2 separate regions of the Homo sapiens genome follow, and region 2 is linked to region 1. Evidence: chromatin loops called from intact Hi-C (ENCODE). Cell type or tissue: mammary epithelial cell. All regions are shown on one strand. Each heading gives the region's core, and the rest is flanking DNA. Links, peaks and the distances in the headings are about the cores only.

Region 1 (10,469 bases), core at 1-8,000:
AGGGGAGAGCGTGTGAACTGAATACTCAGTGATTTCCTTTAGCCCCAAGGGAAGGATGTATCTAAACACAAAAGCCCTGTCTTGCCGAGGGTTGGAGAGGGATCTGTGTTTCAGTGACTGGTCTGAGAGGAGATGGTTGCCATTTATCAGTAGGAGTCAACAAAAGGAAACTTAATACAGCCCGGCACAGTGGCTCACGCCTGTAATCCCAGCACTTTCGGAGGTTGAGGTGGGTGGATCCCTTGAGGCCAGGAGTTCAAGACCAGCCTGGCCAACATAGGGAAATCCCATCTTTACTAAAAATAAAAAAATTAGATGGACGTGGTGGCTCATGGCTGTAATCCTAGCTACTGAGGAGGCTGTGTCAGGAGAATAGCTTGAACCGGGGAGGTGGAGGTTCAGTGAGCCCAGATCGTGCCACTGCACTCCAGCCTGGGCCACAGAGTGAGACTGTCTCAAAAAAAAAAAAAAAAACCCAAAACTTAATAGCTTGTGTTTGAAAGTAGTTGCAAAACGCGACACCCTTGTTAAGAGTGAGTATGGCAGACACGTGGGGAGTGCCTTTGCTGCTGCTTCCCTCATTAGCACAGATACTTTGGAGTTGACGAACATGTGACGTTTGAAATTGAACGTATGCTTTCATTGAACATTGTACTTTTCCTGGGTCTTTACTAAGGAACATTCCTCATATACTAGACGAAATTGTATCAGATGCTTTCACATCACAAATAGAGCCATTTTGTATTTGATGTTTTGCTTTCAAAATTATGCAACAGTATATTTTGTTTTAACAGAATATAAATAATGCTGGGTAAGAAGAGTGGCCAACTGCCCGATAAGTTAAAATTCCAGTGAGAGAGAACTAGGAAAACTGAGCTCTTGAACAGCTCTGAAAACATTGCGTTGAGGTATCTAGCAATGTCATTTATTATGAATTGTTAGTCAAAACCTGTTTATATGATTTTTCACAGTGGTTTTATACCTAAAAGGCATTGGATCAAGAAACAAAGTTATTACAATTTGGGTCTTCTCTAATGAATTACCCTGTCCGTGTTTATTTAAGTGTAAATGAACATACAGTTATGTGCTGCTTTAATGATGTTTCAGTCAACAACAGACCGCATGTACGACAGTGGTCCCATAAGATTATAATGGAGCTAAACAATTTCTAGTGACCAGTGAGTTGTGTTACAGTTGCCTACGGTATTCAGTACACAACATGCTGTACGGGTTTGTAGCTTAGGAGCAATAGGCTCTAGCATATGGCCCAGGTGTGTAGTTGGCTATACCATCTAGGCATGTGATCCCACAATGACAAAATTGCCTAATGCCACATTTCTCAGAACATATCCCCATCATTAAGCATGGCTGTGTATCCTAAAACTGATCTTTATTTTGGCAGTTTATAAATCATGCATATATTTCCCCCCGCTCCTTGGGGGAAATGGTTTCTCAGATATTTTGCACTTCCTCTTCAAACTCTGAAGTACACAGGCAGTGGTCATGCGGCGTGATCTAAGTTAAAAAGGCGTGGCACCTGTTTACCGGGATCCACCCTTGTGGACTGAGAGTTTAGTCCACATCTGATTCGATGTTTGTAGCCTCACATTTATTATACATCTTTCCACTTCAGAAACATAAGTTGATCTGTAGTCAATGGGTAGTGGTACATTTTGGTCACTTTGCTGTCCTCCACCTGGTTAGATAACCAAGATAGTGTGTGTTCTTCCAAATTGATGGTAATGAGGAAAAGAAAAGCACTTGGAGAATGTTCTGGACAGTTAGAATGATGACAGAAAAGCAGGTCAACAACACCAGAATGTCGATTACGGGCCAGTTATTGAGCCCTAAGAATCAGAGTTCTGTACCTTGCATTTTCAGGGATTTTCAATGTTAATATGACCCCTAAGTCCTAATTTTAGGAAAACAGAATTTGATGTGTAAAATATGTGTAAGAATAATCATAGCTTATGATGACATAAAAGTTTACGATGCTGGTATTGCCTTTGAGTTGATAAACAATTTCAGTGGGCTGATTTGTGGCAGCCCTTGTGAGCTACCATCTAGCATGTATGTCTTAAAATTTGAAAAAAGGCTATTAAGCAACTCCATTTTTCTGTATGTCAGCAGATTTCATAAGAGTGAAATTTCAGTTCAGCCTTTTCATGTGAGTTATTACAAAAGTGAACTACAGGTTTCAATTTTGTGTCTTTTATGAGTCATTCTGGCATTTTGTGCCTTTTCTCACACATTGTTCTAGGCAGCCCCACCAACTCCTGTGACAAAGATGGACTGGGGGAGGCCATCTTCCTAAAGTTGCTGTCTGAACAGTTAAGTAGTAAATTATACCAACCATGATGAATTGAAAAGAAGGCTTCTGGGGAAAGTTTGTTATTAGAGCCAACTTCTATTATATGCCCTTAAAGAAGGTAAAATAGATACACCAATGGCAATGACTTTGGAATGCAGGTCAAGTTTCAACCTAGAAGTTGCCTGCCCTCTATCCTTGGTGGCCCGCCTTCCTCATTTTTATTCTTTTAGCCTCCATAATTGGAATGCGTATTGGACTTTAGGCTAGGAATAACATTGTAAATGAAAATGTTGATGTTGAAAGAGGAATTTAAATAGAGCGAAGAGTGATATTAGAAATTTGGAAGTGGTATTAGTTCTGGCTTGTCCGTAAGACCTGACTTTTGCATGATAACAATAGGATTCATTCACTTGAACATAATTCGGTCTGGTCTTAGGAGGAATTAGAACTGCTTTTGCACCCCTGTTTTTTTCACTGCGAGGAAGAAGAGGAGCTCACGAACTTCATAAAGCGTTAGTGTCTCCTCCAGTTGATGGTTATCGAAATGAGTCAGGATGGAAGGCTTAGTGTACGTGTGAGATGTTACAAAAGTGGACCTTAAATGTTTCTTGAGTGTTTGGATCTTAAGAGAAAATCTTTGACAATAAGTATTTAATCTTCATTTCTTACAATCATTCCTCTTAAAATGGAGCTTTATTTTTTAAAAACGTATTTTTTTTTTCTTAAGAAACAGGGTCTTGCTCATTCATTCAGGCTGGAGTGCTGTGGCATGATCATAGCTCACTGCAGCCTTGATCTCTCAGGCGCAGGTGGTCTTCCTGCCCCAGCTTCCTGAGTAGTTGGGACTATAGGCAGGCACCACCATGTACAGCTAATTTTTTTATTTTTTATTTTTTATTTTTCATAGCAACAGAGTCTCACTGTGTGGCCCAGGCTGATCTTGGAACTCCTGGACTCAAGTGATCTTCCTGCCATAGCCTCCCAAAGTGTTGCCTGAAATAGAACTTTATTAATATATCTTTAATATGTCAAGATGTTTAAAACTTGTCAAGATTTTAAGGAAGTTGGGCTAACATTTCCTCTTGGGATGCTGAAAGTTGTTGGTTTTCTCAGACTCTCACATAAATTCATTTGCTTTTCCCTTCTCCTTCCACCTCTATTAGCTCTTTATTTTCTAGGGGGGATTCTGATGTCTGTATTGAGCTGGCCGTCATGCCGGGAGTGGTCTGCTTATGTATTTACATGCGTGCTCATCTTTGCTATAGCTGAGCGTGGTGCAGCTCCTTACCTGTTCCAGGTGCGGAGTGATCTGCCGCACAATGAATGAAGTGGCAGAGCCAGGGCGCGAACCCCCGTCTTCCTGGTTTGTGTGCCTGGGCCCTTGCCCTTTACTGTGCGTCTTCTCAGGAGCTGTCATTTAGACTTTCTGGACCAGGAGCTAAATGACCTTTAAAGTCTGTTGAGTCATTTCTAACAAATATGAGTGGAGTCATTTGCCGTAACCAACAACTTTAATCTCCAGATGTTTAATTGATCCTGTATTACTGTCTAATGAGAACTTACTGTATGCCATGCACTGTCTAGTTGGAGTAATGATTGGCCTTGCCTTCAGGGTAGTCTAAGGCATAAGATCAGAAAGGAACAGATGGCAGCTGTTTGTAGGGAGAAGTGATCATTGGCAGAGGGGTGTTGAGGGGAGAAAGCAAGGAGGGGAGGCCTCATGCAGCTAGTAGGGATGGCAGTAACAGGCTGAGGACACAAAAGGCCACCAAGTCCTGTTACCTTAGATGGTGCGGACTTTGTTGAGCAGTTGAAGTGTGAGAGTCTTGTCTTTAAGGAGCCTCCTGTCCAGAGAAGGAGGCACACAGCACTAATATCAGGTAGGCAGTGATGAGGTCAGCTACTGTGGAGACAGTGTGGAGAATCTTGAGTGCCTTCTGTCGGTCTTACTCTGAGATTAGGATTTAGGATCATTATAAGAGATTAATAACAGAATGATACGGTATTTTAGTTTATGAAAGACTTGCCACTAGATAAAATTTTTCTACAGTAACAGAATAATCATTAAGAAAAATCTAGGTTGTTCGTGTCTCTTCTGTATTTTCCAAGTCTGAAAAGGTTTATTCTGCGTTTAACGACGTCGTACCAGAATGGCCTTTCAAAGACTGTCAAAGGCTTGAAGGAAAGCTTGGTGGAGTACATTTCCTAGTACACGTCCCAAGGGCCCGTACGTATGTTCTGCTGTTGCAGAGGTTGTGCTCGTTCGCTTTTGTAGGTTCCTTGCAGTTATTGAACAAACCACTGGGTGGTGCTAGAAGACTTGATTTTAATACTGTGCAAGAAAAACTGAAACTGCTTTTTAACCTGCCTGCGCCTCAAAATAAGCAAACTGGAAGCTGGTATCGATTTAAGGGAATGGCTGATGTAGAAACTAAAGGTTTCTGTCTGACTAGTTCATGCTGTCTCACAAATAAATGCTGGGAAAAAAGTCGGTTTATAGTTGATTTATGTATCCTTTGATTGCATAGAGATTGAATGGTCAAGCCTCCAGGCCATGCAGATTATTCTGGGCCCCTAACTCAGTTAAGAACATGAAAGGAGGCCAGGCACAGTGGCTCACACCTGTAATCCCAGCACTTTGGGAATCCAAGGCAGGCGGATTGCTTGAGGCCAGGAGTTCGAGACCAGCCTGGCCAATGTGGCAAAACCCTGTCTCTAGACTTTGTCCCAGAAAAAAAAAAAAAGGAGCTGTGTTTTCAGACAGAGCTTAGTGCAGCCAGTTCTTGATGGCTGTGCAATGCTTTCCTTTTAAGAGTGGAGTTAGCCTCGTCATAAAGCGTGTTTTTGAGTCTGTTCGAACGGGTCAACAACGAAGGGAAGTTTCAGGCAGATCTTGTATGCCTGGCCCTGGTGGCTGCTTTCATTTCCTTCCAGTATCAGTGCTAAACAGGAATGAACATGTTCAAGCCCCGTCTCACCCACCTCTGGCATCTTCGCCCTAACTCTGCCCTAGAAGACCTTTCCTTCCGTATCGTCAAGAAAACTGAAGTTGCTGTTTCACTCCTTCTCCCACCCAGAAACTTCGCTGCATCTTCCTGGATCCCTAGCTCCTTGCACCCATGATCCTGTCTCCTTCCTCAGCCCGGCTTCTGGCTGAGCAGCCTGCACTTGCTGTCTTCACTCCTACACGCTGCCCCCACTCCTACACGCTGCCCCTGCGTGCTTCTCACTTCTCTACCCTTCCAGCCCTGCACTCTGGGGACCTGTGCGTATGTTTGTGTGATTATCAATCTGTTGAACCCAGGAGGTCGAGGCTGCAGTGAGGCATAATCACGCCACTGCACTCCAGCCTGGGTAATAGAGCAAGATCCTGTCTTTAAAATAATAATTATGATTGGGTATGGTGGCACACATCTGTAGTCCCAGCTACTCGGGAGGCTGAGGCACAAGAATTGCTTGAGACCCAGAGGCGGAGGTTGGAGTGAGCTAGGATGGTGCCACTGCATTCCAGCCTGGGCGGCAGAGTGAGACTGTCTCAAAAAAAAAAAAAAAAATCAGTCACTTGCTGGTCTTTTAATATACATATACGATTTACTGGTGTCATCTGGGTATCTTTTACTAACATCTCTAAAACTGAGCTCATTACCACACTAAACAAAAAATAACCTGCTCATCTGTTGTATTCCTCCTCTAGTTGGATAGCACTGCTGCCCCAGTCAGTGAGAACCTTCTAGTATATCTGTTCTTCCTCAGCTTCCATTTGGTGGCTTCAACCCCTGACCTTCCCAGAGTTTCTGCAGCCCTTGGATTGGGCTAAGCATCCTTCCCCACCCCCCGCCCCCCATCTCCCAACACCCCTTCAGCTTAGCCTGTACAGTGTGTGTTTGGAGCCAGGGACATCACAGTTCGTCCCTTCACTGGTCTGCGAGCTTGCCTAGGGCAGGACCACCTTGCATTCATCTCTGTGCCTTCCTTACCCGGTGCCTAGGCAGGGCTCAGCAGGGGTTTACTCGCCTTCAGCGAAAGGCAGCATGTTATTTAACAAAGGTTTCAGCCACACACCATGGCTCATGCCTGTAATCCAAGCACTTTGGGAGACCAAGGCAGGTGGATCACTTGAACTCAGGAGTTCAAGACCAGCCTGGCCAACATGGTGAAATCCTGTCTCTCCTAAAAATACAAAAATTAGCCGGGCGTGGTGGTGCACGTCTGTAATCCCAGCTACATGGGAGGCTGAGGCAGGAAAATCACTTGAACCCAGGACACAGAGGTTGCAGTGAGCCAAGATTGCACCACTGCACTCCAGCCTGGGTGACAGAGCAAGACTTGTCTCAAAAAAACAAAGGTTTCTATGTTAGAAAGATAGCAGGCTTTGAGTCTTAAGGTTAGGTTTAAAAAAAAAAGTCATTTGATATAAAAATACTATGGCAAAGCCTTGTTGGAATCATGCTGGAGTTTTCATTTGAGACACTATGCCTTTACGTCATTGATGGTTATTTGAAAATGCACCTTTTTAACACTGCAATGACATTAGTTGCTGTTCTGTGGCACACACTAGAAATGATAGACTGTTGTGATGATATGGTTTAAAGACAAATGTAAAAATCCACTGTCAATAGACTTTAAGCCTGTGGGGAAAAGTAAGTATCTGAAACCTTGGAATAAAAGGGATTTTTAAGTGAAGCCCCTTATATATTGAGGAAAGGGCTCAACCTCTTGAGTCAGGTGGACCCAGGTTCACAGGTCATTTCAGCTGTTATGTGACCTCAGTTTTCTCATCTGTAAAATGGGGTTGGTAACTATCTCTGACAGTAGGGTTATGATAATTATGAATAATATACACAAAGCTTCTAGCACAGTGTCCCTCACATGACAGGTGCTATCTCTGCTGGGTGTCATCACATGCAGGCTTGGGGTTCAGTTCGTAACTGATCCATTATTCATTTATTTCAAGGCCCAGTTCGGTATTCCATATTAAGAGAGAGAGGAGCTTTGCAAACTTAGTCTAATTAAACAGATTCCACAGAATCTGTAATATTTTACTTTCTACAGAAGAAGAGCTAGCAGAAATTATTCCCTACGCTTCTTCAGTTAGAAGGAAGAGGACATTTATTCATAGGAAGGAGGGAATGAGAGGGGTGGGGGTGTGTGTGTGTGTGTGTGTGTGTGTGTGTGTGTGTGTGTGTGTTTTGAATTTTGTAAATTAATTTTTTCATTTGATTAGTGCCGAAGTCTGGGATCTGCCAGTACAATGTAGTTTAGAAAAGAAAAGCTTATTTTTGAGCGATGCCTTAGATGGATGCTACTATCAAATGTATGTATGCCATTTTGGTTTTTCTTTCCTATATACAATTTGTTTATTTATTATACTTTATTTTTAAATGAATTTTTGATTTTTGTTGGTACATAGTAGGTGTATCTATTTGTGGGTTATATGATTAGTATACAATTTAAAAGTAAAGGAGACAGTGTGGATTGGCTGCAGATTATGGAGTTGAGGCCCTGGCTATGCTACCTGGCTCCTGTGTGATCACAGGTGAGTTAGTCAGTCTTTGGGAGCCTCATTTTCCTTATTGGTGAAAGGGTCAAAGTGGTGGTACTCCTAGATTACTAAGGATTAAGTCCAGCCAATTAACATTTGTCAATTGTAAAGAACGTGCTAAGTGTAGAAGGGTTTATAAATTGTAGCCATCACCATTAGAAGATTCATAGTGGGACAGGGGGAGACCTTGTCTTGTTTTCAAGCATTTCTGATGGTTAATTCTATAAAGATGGCATTCACAGCTGTTTTAATACACAGAAAGAGTGATGTCCACTCAGGGTGAACCTGAGGCTGAGCAGCGTGTTTGTAAATGGAATAAGGGAATTACAGTTTATAAAACAGTTGCTAAATTGGATTTCTAGTGGACGGTTTAATTTGTAGGAGACCGCTGTCTCTGAAAGGAGTATTTTTACTCACTGAACAGCCATTGAACACACACAGTGATGTGTAGGGTCAGCATTAGATGCTGGGGATGCAGAGAGGAATGAGACGTGGGTTCTGCAAGATATCTTTCTATCTAGTGTCTGAGGCGCCTTGCTGCTGATGAGACACACCTGGCTAATGGTGTTTAAGGAAGAAAGGCTGTATCTCTCAAATCTATTCTCTAATAATGATACTGTGTTAACATTTTTTTGTTTCTCATTAAAATAGGTAGTTCTTGTGTTCCCTAATTCTGTTCCCCCCAGGAAGATTAAATGTTGCTATTTGAGGGAAAAGATTAGTTTCAAAAATGTTCTAATTGAATAATGTACTTGATGTTGAACTGAATGAAGCCTTAACAGTATGCATTTTCTTTGGCTGTGTGTTTTACTGAAGGGATTTTAAATGCTGTCCCAGAGTAGAGCATGTGAAATGATTTGAATGTTCTTCACTAGATGTCATCAATTTCTGAAATATGCTTCTTCACTCTTTCAGAGTTGCTGGAGAATGTAACCCTAATCCATAAACCAGTGTCGTTGCAACCCCGTGGGCTGATCAATAAAGGGAACTGGTGCTACATTAATGCTGTATCCTTCCTGGACGCCGTCCGCAAGGCCAGCTTGTTGCAGCTGTCCCTCCTTTGGGTGCATGTGACTTAGCTCAGCTTCCGTGGGCCATCTAGCTCTCCATTTGAATCCCTAAGTCTGGTTTATTACTTGGTCTGCCTACCTTGCTTATAAACAGGATTATTCCTGACCCCAGTCCATCTCCCTCTAAAAGAGAGGATATGTTGGCACGTGAATGAGGGCTGCAGACAAGCTGGCTCTCATTAGAATAGTCACAAATAATAGGGCAGAGCAACCACTTACAACTGGAAATTTGGTTTTAACTGATTGAACTGTCTTGGTTAGGTCAAGTTCTTGAATACAAACGACTGACTGCTTCGTAGATCCTTATATGGACATCACAGGACACTTACCCTAGTAACTATTTGGTTTATTCCTTTTCGTGGTGACATATCTAAGTAGTTCAACGTCCTTAGCTTCCTTGTGTTTTTATAAACATTCTTGTGCTTCATGTGCCTTCAGGAAATGTGGTGTGTCTGTTCATTTCCTTTACGCTTCCTTACTGCCACTACATAGACACTGCAGGCATTGGTTGCTTGCCCGCCGATGTACCACCTGATGAAGTTCATTCCTCTGTATTCCAAAGTGCAAAGGCCTTGTACGTCAACACCCATGATAGACAGCTTGTAAGTAAGGTGGTGAAAGATGTGTTAAGTGGTGGGGTTTTTCCCGTCTGATAATTAGAATTGAAATAGTTTAGTAAAGCTCTTGATTTCCTGCAAATGAGTCCTATAATTCTGTCTTTTTTTAAAAATAGACTGTTGGCGATTTTATATGGAAGTTAACCAGAAATGGAATTGGAGCATTGATGATCTGTGTTCTTTAGATTCAGTAGAAAATATTTTAGCGTTTACCAGCATATATCACTTGAAATAGACCAAAAATGCATATAGAAGAGACTTGAGTTCACTAGCTGTTACAGCATTGGTTACCTAAAATCTACTATACTCGTATAGCTGATATTCTACTTAGCCATCAAAGCTCTTTAGTAAAAGTATATATTGTTTAAAACTGCACTATTTAACATTTTTTCCCCATGTTTAGTGTTCGGCTAATGAATGAGTTCACTAATATGCCAGTACCTCCAAAACCCCGACAAGGTTAGTAAAAATGAGTTTTGTTGATGCTATTACATATTGGGAGTTATGGAGACAGATGACTTAAATTTGGTAAATTCAGTCTTGTTGGGAAGATAGTGTCTTTACACCTATGCCATTCTCAACATTCAGCCAGGTGGGAGGTGGGGGAGTTTTGATGATGTTGCTTTTTTCATCATTTATGAGTTCATTGTAGTTAGGAAAACCTGTGTCCTCTTTCCATTGCAGCTCTTGGAGATAAAATCGTGAGGGATATTCGCCCTGGAGCTGCCTTTGAGCCCACATATATTTACAGACTCCTGACAGTTAACAAGTCAAGCCTGTCTGAAAAGGTTTGAGACTTCTCTGTTGTCACTAGTATCAAGTGTTGCCTTTTGTTCCAGTGTTTGTGTGGTAACTGTTGCTTATTGATATTTGCCCTCTGTCTCCAGCGCTATAAGTAGATGTAGGTTTATAAGAGTCCATTGCTTGGA
Region 2 (8,000 bases), core at 1-8,000, 200 kb after region 1:
ATGTCTGTGTGGTTTTGTCTGTGTGTGCACGTGTCTCTGTGTGGTTTTGTCTGTGTGTGTGTGCGTGTCTGTGTCTGTGTGTGTCTGTGTGGTTTTGTCTGTGTGTGTGCACGTGTCTCTGTGTGCTTTTGTCTGTGTGTGCGTGTGTGGTTTTGTCTGTGTCTGTGCGTGTCTGTGTGGTTTTGTCTGTGTGTGTGCACATGTCTGTGGTTTTGTCTGTGTGTGTTTGTGGTTTTGTCTGTGTCTGTGTGTGCTTGTCTGTGTGGTTTTGTCTGTGTGTGTGTGCGTGTCTGTGTGGTTTTATGTGTGCATGTGTGCCTCAGGTGCATCTCTGCGTGTGTCTCCGTGTGTGTGGTGGGGTGTGCCTCTCTCTGATGTTTCTACAGGGGAGGAGCAGGTATCAGGTCACACAGGTGCTAAGTCGCAGAACTAGGGTCTAAGCCCGAGTCCTGAGGCTCTCCACCAACCTGTGCCTCTGAGAAAGGAAGCGCGAATCCTCCACCGCGGGGCCTGCGTATCCCTTAGTTTGTATTTGATACTTGCCAAAAGAGCTCTGCGAGACTTATTTAGATTCTTATGAACACTCCGGGCACACGTAAACAAAGGAAACACGAGTGAAATGGGTGGATTACAGAATGTCCTAAACTTCTTCACTTTTGGAGTCTGACTCTCTGAATCACTCCTTAACTCTGAGTGATCAAGGTCCATGTTCTCTCGGTGCCACCAACCATGAGTACAGCAGCAACTCTTCAAGGGCTCCACTCAAGGGCTAAACCTTTGCTTCTTGAACCGGCTTTGCAATTACCGTATTTCATCAAATATGAGCTGCCACTGCAGGTGAGGAGCATCCTGATTCCAGAGACATTAAAATGGAAAGGAGGTGTGTTTCTCCAGTTTGATAAAAAGAGAAAGTGGCCTGGACTCCTTTTGACTCCCACATCCAACTAACACCTCCTTCAGCTTTCTGCACAGCCATGTAATTATCTTCCCAGCTATCCTAGCCCTCTCCCTCTCCCTCCAGGTTGGCATCGGCTCCTAGTTCTCTAAACAGAAGGATGTCCTGCCTCAGGCCTTCGTACATGCTGTTCCTTCCATCTGCACACCATTCCTGAGCCCCACATGACTCCCTCTCTCCCATTGTCCTGGTCTCTGTTCAAATGTCACCTAAGGGCCACCGAGCTGCACAACCTCTGGAGTGCCGTGCCCATCACCCTTCACCCCCTGCCTCAGCTGGACCCATTCCTCACAAGCCAGAGGAATTTTACTCTAATGGTGGAATTTCAGGCCAAGTAGAAAAATATATTTCGTGTGTATGAAGAAAGGGGAAAAAGAACCCTTCTCTGAGACCTCAAGTTATTATTTAATTGATTAATTTTTAGTCATTGATTAAATTATTAAATAACAAATGAAATCAATTGTATTAATTTCTTAGGAGTAAATTATTTTTCCACTGCACTCCAGCCTGGACAACAGAGCAAGACCCTATCTCTAAAAAATTTATATAAATCTATTGCCAATTTATTAATTGCTATTTAACAATGAGTTCCACCAACTGAGGGCGCTGGACCAGGCATGGTATGAACCTAAAGAGCCACACCCTTATGATCTACTGGGCCCAGTAGGGTCTGACCCTGTGACCTGTCTGGGCCCATTCCCAGCGCCTGCTGCTGCAGCCACACCAGCCTTCCCCCAGCTGCCACAGAGCCTTTGCTTCCTGACCACCTTCAAGCACTCCTAGATCTTGGCCCCCTAAGCCAGCTCGGCCCCAGGGTGATTGCACTTTTCCTGCCTTTGGGCAGCAGGTGGTGTATCAGTCAGGACTGGCCACATTGTGCCGCTGTGACAAACAAACCCCAAATCCCAGTGGCTGAAGACAATAAGGATGTGTTCCTTGCTCATTCTCTGTGTCAGAGGCCAGCGGGGGGTTCTGCTCATCATGGACACTAGGGGGCCCCAGCTCAGGGAGTAGCCACATCTCAACGGTTGCCAGCAGCCGTGCCAGAGGCGCTCACGTTGGTGAGTAAATGCTCCAGCCTGGGCAGGGACGCATGTCTCTTCTGCTCACATGCTTCCCGGCTACAGGTAGGAGAATGACAATGCGTGCCACATCCCCTCAAAAGGGGCAGAAAGTCTAATCCTACCAGGTGCCTAGAAGAGAGACAACCAGAAATATTTGGTGCCCAGCACTAATATCTATACCAGGTGGCGTTCAGTGAGCATCCAGTGCAATACAGCTTCCTGAGCAGCTCCTAGGTGCCAGGCACTGCACAGGGCATAGGGAACCAGCAGTGAAGACAGACAGTGGACAAGCCAGGACAGAACTCATGACTTCACTGCATGGGTGGCGCCTGCTGCAGGGAGAATGCTGGGCTCCAGCATGTCGAGCAGGGTCCAGTGACTTCAAGGAGGGGTTTAGAAAGGCCCCTCACTCTGGGACCAGTGTTTCAGGTAAGGCCTAAAGGGTGACTAGGACTTCTCTGGGTGAAGATGAGTGGAACAGCCTTCTAAGAAGTGGGCGGGGCCGGGAACAATGGCTCACACCTGTAATCCCAGCACTTTGGGAGGATGAGGCAGGCAGATCACCTGAGGTCACGAGTTCAAGGCCAGCCTGGACAACATGGTGAAACCCCATCTCTATTAGAAATACAAAAATTAGCTGGGCACGGTGGCTCATGCCTGTAATCCCAGCACTTTGGGAGGACAAGGCTGGTGGATCACCTGAGGTCAGGAGCTCGAGACTGGCCTGGAAAACATGGTGAAACCCCATCTCTATTAGAAATACAAAGATTAGCTGGGCGTGCTGGCGGGCGCCTGTAATCCCAGCTGCTTGGGAGGCTGAGGCAGGAGAATCACTTGAACCTGGGAGATGGAGGTTGCAGTGAGCCGAGATCGCACCACTGCGCTCCAGCCTGGCAACAAGAGCGAAACTCCGTCTCAAAAAAAAAAAAAAAAAAAGAAGTGGGCATAACATGTGCAAAAGACCTGCGGCTGCAGGAAATAATCTTTTCCAGCAACTGTGAGGAAGCCAGCGTGGCTGGAACACATAGCACGGAGGAGAATAAGATGGAGCTGGAGAGGTCAGCGGCCAGATCATTCACAACTTTGTACACCGGCTTGTGAGCCCCAGCCCTCATCCTGAGAGCCATAAGGAGCCATAGAGGGTTTGTCGCGATGTGGCTCTGAGCAGCACCCTCTGGTGGCCTTTTAGGGAATGACACTCTTAACATACATGGGCAGCTCCAGGCTGCAGACATTGCTGCCCGGCCAGTCCTGGGCTTGGTTCTAAGTGTTACTTGCAGCCCTTCAGAGAATGCCCATTCCATTAACGCTGGGTGAACACCGCTCACAAAAGGCAATAACCAAGTCTGCAGCTGGCGGGAGACATTTGAGATGGCACACCACCAAGTCATGCTCTCCAGGAGACACCAGACAGACAGGCCAGCGCTACACGGAGCTGACCCAGACGGCAGAAGGTCTGGCTAGCCTGGGTTTTCTCCAATGGGTGCCTGGCTGGGACCTGACTTCAGAGGTTGAGCAAGGGGAGGGGATGGAATCCTGATCCCCTTAATCTTCGTGCAGGGCTGGTGAATCTCAGGCCCCAGGCAGACAGCCAGCCAATGGGCAGAGAGGCCAGGAGCTGACTCCACAGCTCCTGGCCTCATCTGGGAAGGGAGATAAACTCCACCAGCCAGACAAAGGGGGCCCCAAGGCCAGGGCCTCCCTCACATGCCTGTGGCCTCTCTCTGCTTGAGACTGCACCATAGGCCGCAGGCCCTTATCAGCCATGGCCTGGGGACTTCCCAAAGTACAGCCTGCCAGCAAAAGACCACCACCAACTGTTTCATTCTTCATTTCAGACAGGATGAATTGAGCCACCTGACCTTTTCTGGAAAGAGGCAAGAGAAGGAATGTTTCCTCCTTCAGTAAAAGACACTCAGACACATGTCCAGTGTCACGGTGCAAAAGGGTCAGGAAACCAAGTCCCCTCCCATCCCAAAGCCCCATTTCCCTTCCACATTGCTGGTGTCTTTTGTCCTTCCAGAGAGCCCCAGCACAGAGCAGCAAATATGAGCTTAGTGATTCCTGGAGAGGGCTGTGTCCCATGAATGGACTGCCACTTGCTGGCTGCTGGCTTTACGTCTACAGGCAAAGGATGTTATGAAATAGCTCCGGAAGTTTCTTTTGGGGGCCCCCAGCACCTCTTCTCCTATCACGACCAGGCTCTGAAAATGAGGCTTCTTGCTCAGGGAAGAGAACAGGTACAGAGGAATCCACACTCAGCTTTGAGCATCAAAATAAGGGTTTTTAAGGTTTAAGTGTTTGATGAGACAGTGGTCTTGAAAGCCAGGCTTTCCTGGAATTCCCAGAGCCACACGTGACCTGACCACAGTGGAAATCAGACAGGGGACACGTGCAAGATGCAGCCCTGGGGACAGAAAGGCAAACAGCAAGGAGGCGGCTGCAAGAGGGACTTGGGGGAGGTGACAGAGGTGACCATCTTGCTACGACCCCACCGGGTGGAGAGATGGAGACGGGGAAAGCAAACAAAACCCACACAAACAACAACAGAAAACCTGCTCTCAGGGCCGCGTAATGACCGGTGCCCTTTTGTACAGAAGCCCCGCCAGGTTTTGAACTTCAAGCAGGTCCGTGGGGGAAGAAAAGGGCCCAGTCCCATGGAAATTTCCTAGTAGGGTTTATTTTGAAGCAAAGGTTTGGCAGACGTGACCCAGTCTCCTTGGCTAGACAGGGCCTCTTTGAAAAGAGTCAAAAACAGCAGAAAGATGGGAAGTGGTCCTAGAATGAGCTGGTTTTAGTGGAATCTTCTTCTTCCAAAAAGAACCGCCAGAGGCCAGCCCAGGCCTCCCTTGCTTTCCAGAATTCAACTCAACTCACCTGTGGCCCGATGAGCTCGGCGATTCAGCTCGCCCTAATTCCCCAAACCTGTGCAGGTTACCTGACGTGGCAAAAGGCACTTTGCAGGTGGGGCAAGGGGCACCTTGCCATAGGGAGGGTAACCCGGGTCATCCAGGTGGACCTAATCGAGTCACACGAGTCCTTAGAATCAGAGAACCTTTCTGAGCTGCGGTCGGAGGGAGCCGTGGTGGAACCTTTCTGAGCTGTGGTCAGAGGGAGCCGTGATAGAACCTTTCCGAGGGTGCTGTGATTACCGAAGCAGCAGCAGAGATGCAACATTGCCGGCTCTGAAGGTGGACGAAGCGGCCAGGAGCCATGGGATGCCAGTGACCTCTGGACGCTGGAAAAGGCAGGGAAACAGATTCTCCCCCAGAACCCCCAGAAGTTACCAGCCCTGTTGACCGTGACCCAAGCCCAGGGAGACTGAGGCTGGGTTTCTGACCTGTGGAACCGTAAATGACAAATGAGGTTTTTAAGCTGCTAAGTCTGTGGACATTTGTTACAGAACCCGTCGAAAATCCACCCGTCATCTTTCTTGAGCTCCTATGTGGCCGTTCCTGGGATGTGATTCCTAATCCTCGTGACCACCTGTGAGACTGGGCCTGTGATCCCCAGTTCACAGATGGGGAAACTGAGGCTCTCTGAGATGAACTGACGCCCCTTGGGGACCTGAGCAGGGACGGGAACTCCAGGCTGACTCCAAGCTGCGTGGACCTCCGGCTGCCTACAGGTGAGGTGTGTGTCTAACTGCCTCTCAGGGGAGAGGCTGGGACTTGGTGACAGCCTGTGCGGAAAGTGCTGGCACAGAGGAGGGGTTCAGGCCACGTCAGTCCTCTCGCCCCTTTTCCCAAACATCTGCTGACACAGCTCCATTCTGGCTGCTAATTGGGTGACAGATTCTTCCTGATTGCCACTACAAAGCTATTATAAAATCAACCCTGGCCGGGCGTGGGGCTCATGCTGTAATCCCAGCACTTTGGGAGGCCAAGGCAGGAAGACTGCTTGAGGCTAGGAGTCCAAGACCAGCCTGAGCAACATAGCGAGAGCCCATCTCTACAAAAACAATTTTTAAAAATGAGCCAGGTAGGGTGGTGCACACCTGTGGTCCCAGCTACTTGGGGTGTTGAGGTGGAAGAATCACTTTAGCCGGGGAGGGCAAGGCTGCAGTGAGCTGAGATGGTGCCACTGCACTCCAGCCTGGGTGACAGAGCAAGACTGTCTCAAAATAAAATCAGCCCTGGGCTCCCATGGGCAAAAAAACTACTTACCCCCCACACCCTGTGCCCTCTTGGTGGGTAAAAGGCTAAGAAGCTCAAATTGGCAGGAATGTGGTTGGGGCCCCGGCCACCCATGTTGGCCCTGTCTGATCGCTGTGTGACCTCAGGCCAGTCAGCACACCTCTCTGGAAATGTGTTGTTTGGTTTGGCAGAGCTCCCAAGGTTCCCTGCAGCACCAGCTACCTGGGAGCCGCTCTGGTCCCTGCCTGGGCACTGGGGATCAGGTCGGGCTGGCGGCTGCTAGGTGTCAACACCTGCAGCCTGGCAGGTGCCCCAGAGCCCTCCAATCAAGGCCAAACCTTCCTGCCCTCCCGTTCCAAAAGTCAAAGGTGCTCCCTCCCCAGGGAGCTTAGGTCAGGGCCTGGCCCTAAAGCTCTGTGTTCCACCTGGCTTGGCTGACCTCAGGGCAGCCATTCCTTGGAAGGGAAATAAGCCTACAGCTGCCAGGGAAAGTGGAATGGCCCAGGGGTCCCCAACGGTACCCCCAGGCCAGGAGGTAATGGCTCCTTGGCTCAGTCTTTCTCACACTTTGCTGGCAGCAAAGTACGTTGGGGGGCAGGCATAATGCTGACCCACTCTACCAGGTGGAATTGTGTCCCCGAAAAAGATACGTTTAGGTCCTAATCCCCGAAACCTGTGAATGTGACCCTATTTTGAAATTGAATCTTTGCAAATATAATTCGTTAACATGAGGTCACACTGGAGTAGGCTAGACCTTAATCCAATGGCTGGTGTCCTTAGAAGAGAGAAACTGGGCCAGGCACGGTGGCTCACGCCTGTAATTCCAGGACTTTGGGAGGCCAAGGTGGGCAGATCACTTGAGGCCAGGAGTTCAAGACTAGCCTGGCCAACATGACCAAACCCCATCTCTACTAAAAATACAAAAATTTAGCCAGGCGTGGTGGCTCACACCTGTACTCCCAGCTACTTGGGAGGCTGAGGCAGGAGAATCGCTTAAACCCAGGAGGCAGAGGTTGCAGTGAGCCAAGATTGTGCCACTGGACTCCAGGAAGAGGAAAATTGGCCAGGCGTGGTGGCTCACACCTGTAATCCCAGCACTTTGGGAGGCCGAGGTGGGTAGATCACTTGAGGCCAGGAGTTCGAAACCAGCCTGGCCAACGTGGTGAAACCCCGTCTCTACTAAAAATACAAAAAGTAGCCAGGAGTGGCGGTGCACACCTGTAATTCTAGTTACTCAGGAGGCTGAGATGCAAGAATCGCTTAAACCCAGGAGTCAGAGGTGGCAGTGAGCCGAGACTGTGCCACTGTACTCCACCCTGGGCGACAGAGCGAGACTCCATCTCAAAAAAAAAACAAAAAGGTAGGGGGGAAAATTTAGACACAAACATGGGGAGAAGCCCATATGAGGATGGAGGCAGAGGTTGCAGTGATGTGTCTACAGGCCAGGGAACGCCAAGGACTGCTGGCAGTGAGCAGGAGCTGGACAAGGCAGCAAGGGACACTCCCCTAGAACTTTCAGAGAGATCATGGTTTTGCCCACACCTTGATTTTAGACTTCTGCCTCCAGAACAGAGAGAACACACGTTTCTGCTGTCCTAAGCCCCCAGTTAGCAACACTTTGTTACAGCATCCCCAGGAGACACACACACCTGTCCACTGCCACCCATTGCCCAGTAGTCAACGCTTTGAGGAAACACAAGAAAATCAGGTGTCCCTTGATAAATCCTAATTCAAGAACTGGCCCTTACTCAGATTATGACCTTCCTTCAGTGTTGGGGGCTAAACTGTCCTTTTTTGGAGGGACCGTGGACACAGACGGCTACGGATGTCTATCTGCTGATCTTT

What was found. A loop is a pair of places that touch in the nucleus more often than their neighbours do. Peaks named below come from ENCODE experiments on the same cell type or tissue, not always from the same donor. Only the 100,000 strongest peaks of a DNase experiment are listed, where the experiment ranks them.
Region 2: it touches region 1 in a loop (14-fold over the local background); 100 of 110 quality-filtered maps call a loop at or near these places.

What each region holds. Positions count from the first base shown.
Region 1 is chr16:84,749,948-84,760,416 of GRCh38, forward strand. USP10 (ubiquitin specific peptidase 10) reads left to right here. Exons shown (of 14, transcript NM_005153.3): 5 at 8,769-8,860; 6 at 9,416-9,525; 7 at 9,944-9,999; 8 at 10,225-10,328. Among named protein-coding and RNA genes, the nearest start is that of USP10, 55 kb to the left of the region's middle. RefSeq lists an enhancer at 2,265-2,344. In mammary epithelial cell, for the core only: a CTCF peak has its summit at 4,611 (motif pointing right); DNase peaks (open chromatin) are centred at 4,624 and 5,244; H3K4me3 peaks cover 507 bases; H3K27ac peaks cover 1,894 bases.
Region 2 is chr16:84,949,198-84,957,197 of GRCh38, forward strand. No RefSeq gene overlaps it. Among named protein-coding and RNA genes, the nearest start is that of LINC02176, 25 kb to the left of the region's middle. In mammary epithelial cell, for the core only: CTCF peaks have their summits at 1,924 (motif pointing right) and 3,199 (motif pointing left); a DNase peak (open chromatin) is centred at 3,194.